Regions from separate parts of the Mus musculus genome. Here region 2 is linked to region 1. A link is a loop called in an ENCODE intact Hi-C map of the cell type or tissue named here. Cell type or tissue: heart. All regions are shown on one strand.

The links. A loop is a pair of places that touch in the nucleus more often than their neighbours do. Peaks named below come from ENCODE experiments on the same cell type or tissue, not always from the same donor. Only the 100,000 strongest peaks of a DNase experiment are listed, where the experiment ranks them.
Region 2: it touches region 1 in a loop (2.1-fold over the local background); 8 of 42 quality-filtered maps call a loop at or near these places.

What each region holds. Positions count from the first base shown.
Region 1 is chr1:39,191,722-39,194,221 of GRCm38, reverse strand. It overlaps a transcript of Npas2 not described here. Among named protein-coding and RNA genes, the nearest start is that of Npas2, 1.3 kb to the left of the region's middle. In heart, a CTCF peak has its summit at 1,269; DNase peaks (open chromatin) are centred at 91, 861 and 1,471; H3K4me3 peaks cover 1,921 bases; H3K27ac peaks cover 978 bases; H3K27me3 peaks cover 1,997 bases.
Region 2 is chr1:39,529,303-39,531,802 of GRCm38, reverse strand. No RefSeq gene overlaps it. Among named protein-coding and RNA genes, the nearest start is that of Cnot11, 5.1 kb to the left of the region's middle. In heart, a CTCF peak has its summit at 1,330 (motif pointing right); a DNase peak (open chromatin) is centred at 1,392; H3K4me3 peaks cover 311 bases.

The DNA.
Region 1 (2,500 bases):
CCAGGGCGGCAGGACCCGGAGTGCGCAGGACTCACCTCCCCGCGCCCCAACCCCCGGGTGCCTGCGCTGCGCAGCCTCGCGCGGTGTCGCGCCCGAGCGTCCCTCCCTGCCCCGCGCGTCCCCAGCGCTAGCGAGCAGGTGACCAGAGCCGCGAGCCACGCGCACGTATTCCCACCCGAGATCGTGCGTCCCCAAGCGCGGTGGCCTCTTACCTCCGAGCGGGCCGGGGCGGCCCCGCCAGGCCGGGCACCGACTGGGCCGGGGAGACGCGCCTCCCGCCGCCGCGGGGAGCCGGGGCGGCAGGCGGGCTCGGGGAGCTTCTCCCGGGCGGCGGCGGGAGGCGCTGCTCTCGCCGCTGCCGCCGGGGTCTCGGGGCTCCGCGGCCGCTGCGCGGGTCCCTCGGGTCCTGCGGAAAAGCCCGCCGCTCGCGCCGCAAACTCTTGGGCGCGTAGAGCTGGGGACCGCCGCCACCTCCCCGCCCCGCTGCCGCCTCCTCCTCCTCCCTCTTCTCTTTCTCCTCCTCCTCCCGCTCCCCTTCCTCCTCCTCCTCCTCCTCTTCCTCTTAAGCCTCCAGGCTCCGGCGGCTACCCGCTCCCCCCACCCCCCTACGGTCCAAACCCAGTGTGAGCCGCGCACTCAGCGCGTGCCGCAGGGACGCGGACCCTGCGACCCCCCGGCGACTCTCGGCGGGGCAGACACCGGTGCGCCCCCAGGGCCTCTGCGAGTCCTGCGGGGCTGCTTGGGGAGGGGGGTGTGGGGGTATCGACGTGGGGGTCCGGCCAGTCTGGTCCGGACTGGGCGCGGTGGAAGGGGGAGACTGTGCTTAGTGCGGAACCTGGAAGAGGGGAGGCGAGCTTGACATTTGAGGAGCTGCCGGCCAGGGTCCTGCTAAAGTTGTCACTAGGGGGGTAGCAAAGAATCCGTGCCCCGGGTAAATGGGAATCATCTCAGTGCCCACTGCCACTGTGCTGTCACGGGGTGGGGGTGTTTGCTAGAATGTGATTGTCTTGTCCCCCTCGCCCACGCCGACCTCTAAGGGCAGGCCTCTGCGCTTCCGTGACTCAGGTTACTGGGGACGTGGGTGGGTGAGGGAACACCAGGTGAGAAGAAGGGTCCTGGGATGTGAGAGTGAACGCTGTTCGTGGAATATAGCAGCGGTTGCTAGGGAGGAACGCTCGGTGCCTCCTCCAGGGCGAGCTTAACTGGTCAGGAAAATGGGTCAAGGATCGGCAAGAACCCGCTAAATGTCCCCTTGTAACCCCAGGGCCACAGGTCGGGGGCTGCGGCCAGGAGGCGCCCTAGGAGCAGCGCCGGGCCTCTCCCTCCCCGCCCCCACTGCCCTCTCTCCTTTTGCACCAGTGCAGGAAATGTTCCACTGACCTACATATTTTTCCAAACATACGTGACCTTTTTTTTTTTTCCTGTGGGAGGAGACAGGCGAGAATCCAAGAAAAAGAGAAGCTGTAGAGAGCGGCGCGCGCAAGAACACAGGGAGCCCTTTTCCCAAGCTTCTGCAAACCCCTAGCCAAGACAGATGTGCAGACGGGGTACGGGGAACCAGGCCTGCTGTTAGACTCGCTGAGGGGGTTCTGAGCGCGAATGGGGTGATGGGGAGATTGCTAGCCCCGCGGAAGAGCTCAGGGGTGGCGTGTTTCACCCAAACCCACAACAACCCTCTACTGGCGTCCAGAGATCACGGCAGGCAGGCAGGCAGGCACCTGGCTAGACCAGCCGGAAGAGGGGAGCCACGTCCCCGCGCCAGGTGCACAAAGGCCACCTGCTTTCTGACACCCTTTGAGTTCAATTCCTGGGGCAGAGCTCTGTCTTGGCAGCTCTCTTTGGGTCATTCTACATCTCACATTCCAGCAAGTGGCCTGGACAAGGAAAACGCCCCCATTGGCTCCTGGCTACCTATCACCCTCCCCCTCCCTCTTTCTCCCCCTTCCTCTCCCCCTCCCTCTCCCTCTCCTCCCTCTTCCTCTTCCTCCCCCTCTCCCTCTTCCTCTCCCTTCCCCTCCCTTTCCCTCTCCTCCCTTTCCCTCTCCCCCTCTCCCCTCCCCGTGTGCGTGTGTGTGTGTGTGTGTGTGTGTGTGTGTGTGTGTGTGTGTGTGTCCAGAAGGGGTCTCCGGAGCTTCTGAGGCTTCAGTTCCAAGAGCTAGCCTTAGTCCTGGCTCATGGTGTTCTGGGGCCTGGATTTCTCCTCTCCAGTGCAAACTGGACCTGCACCAGAGGGGCCTTATTTGGACATGCAACCCTACCCAGTCAATTAGATGAAAACACTCACACAGAGGTCCTCCCCTCCCCAGTAAAGTAGGTCATTCTCTTTATTTCCCATTTGTATTATTTTTGTCTAATTCTCCTTCTGAGAAAATAAGCACGTGCACAGAACTCCGAGCATCCTACAAACCCTGCCGTCCTCAGGCTTGTTTCTGACTCAAAGGCTTTTGAGGAAAGAGAAAGTTGACTGACCCCTTGTTAGTTTGGAGTTCCCCTTTCCAGC
Region 2 (2,500 bases), 340 kb before region 1:
AAATAAATAAATAAATAAATAAATCTTTAAAAAAAAGAGGGTAGAAGAGGCAGAGAAGGAGAGAGTAGAGAAGTAGAGGAGTAGAGGCTGGCCATGAGCATGTGGAGAGAGAAGGGGGAAGGGGCGCAGGGACAGTGGGAGCAAGAAGGCAAGAGACCAAGAAAGGAATGAGAAAGGGAGGAGGGGCAAGCAGCCCCTTTTATAATGGGTCAAGCCTACCTGGCTATTGCCAGGTAACTGTGGGACGGAGTTTAGACAGAATGCTAACAATAGTTATGTAACAGTCCCTGTCTTAAACAATGTTTTTTTGTTTTTGTTTTTGTTTTTTACTTCCCTCCTGTTTTAGGGTTTTTCTTGCTGTGAAGAGACATCATGACCAAGGCAACTCTTATAAAGGACAACATTTCATTGGGGCTGGCTTCCAGTTCAGAGGTTCAGTCCATTATCATCGTGGAGGGAAGCATGGTGGCCTGCAGGCAGACATGGTGCTGGAGGAGCCAGAGTTCTATATCTTGATTCACAAGCAGCAGGAGGCTGGGTTCCACACTGGTCAGACCTGAGCTCATAAGGCCTCAAATCCCGCCTCCACAGTGACCTTTCCTCCAACAAGGCCACACCTCCTAATAGTGCCACTTCCTGGGCCAAGCATTCAAACACCGAGTCTTTGGGATTAGGGGGTAGGGTGGGGCAAACCTATTCAAACCTCCATACCTGATGAGTACTTAAAGGAGACTTTATTTATACTCGCTGGGCTAATCTCTTAGGGTTCTCATCACAGCCTTCTGCCTTTTTACACTTGTCTTCTTTCTTATTGACTCCTCTGAGTTTTAAAGCTTCAAGCATGAATCCTCTGTAAGATTTGTGTATTGCTAGCATCCTCTCCCAGTATGTCCTCTTTTTACTCTGCCAATGGCTTCCGATAGTTGTATTCCTGACTCCCCGTGACCAAATCTGGTATACCAACATAGACAGATGATCGCAACATGCTGCTAAAATCAGCCACTTCAAAGGAGCCCAGAGGCTGCCTCGGTTCTGAGGTAGCTCACAGCAGTGGTACCTATGTCTGGGTGCTGGTTTTTTCAGCATCAGTGGCTCTGAGGGCAAGGAGACTGGGCGAGCTGATGGGCTTATCCATCTTACTGATAACCTTCGATCCCAGGTCTCCACTGCAGTGCCTTGCCATGGTTGTTCAACCAAGTCACCAGCCCTAACTCCTTGTATCTGATTGCAACTGTTATTTTGTGGTTCTTCTTATTTTATTTGCTGTGCGCGTGGTGTTTTGCCTTCATGCGGGCTGGATACCACACACATGCAGTACCAATTGAGACCAGAAGAGGGCACCAAATGCCCTAGAATTAGAATTAGACCGTTGTATGCCTCCATGCGGGTGCCAAAAATGGGTTGTGTTTTAAAAGTAGATGGCAGTGTTTGGGAACTTCTCGAATCTTTAGGGGGCGGAGCCTAGCTAGAAGAAGCAAGCCAGTAGTGGTAAGAATATTTATTATTGACTTTTTCCTGTCTGCTCTTCTGCCTCCTGCCCACCATGTTGCAAAGGGCTCTGCTCTACCATGCCCTTCTTTGCCTGATGGAATGGCATGTGTGAAACCATGAGCCTTGTTCCTTGAAGCTGTTCTCCCGGGTGCTGTGATCATATCTCTGCAAAGGTCACTGGAGTGCTGAGTAGTGGGTTTTTTTTTAATTAATTTAAATATTCTTATCAATTAATTAATTTTATGTGTATGGATATTCTGTCCGCATGTATGTCTGTGTGCTAAAGTGGGTGTCTGCTACCTGACAAGAACAGAAGCAGATGTTGGGTCTATGTGGGAGGGGAGAACTGGTTCTCAAAACATTTCTTCTGACACACCATAGCATCCATGTGCCCACAACTATGCACACACACAAATAAAACTTAAAGAAATCGATCCCCACCCTACACACACCACATGGCTAAATATATAAATACCATGGCAATGCTATATTCAAGAAGAATAGCTGTTAGTGTTTGCCCGGGAGTGGTCCTGGCTTGTTGTTTGAGTTTGGTAGTGTTCCTCTCTTTACGTTGCATGGAATAGTCAGGGAAGCATGGGTATTAGCTGGCCACCTGGTCTAAGCGAGAGCCAGAGCCATCTAATCCAAGAGAGGGCTCATCTAAGAAGCTGGAATTCAGTCCCAAGCAAAGGCCATCCTCTCATCCTCCCACGCATTGATCCACACGGCAAATATGGCAACCAGAGGGAATAAGGATCTTTCATCTCAATCGATCTCAGTGTAAGGGAGAAATGGGATTCCGGTGTTGCTAACTCAGAACAGCACACAGCACAGTCAGATCCTCTCCACAGCCAACATAGTGGGGGAGGGAGTTTTGTTGCTCTCAGTGCATTACTGCCTCCAGCAAATGGTCTTAGACCTTATTACTGCATTACACACACACACACACACACACACACACACACCACACAGATACAAAGACACACACAGAGAGACATAAACACAGGCA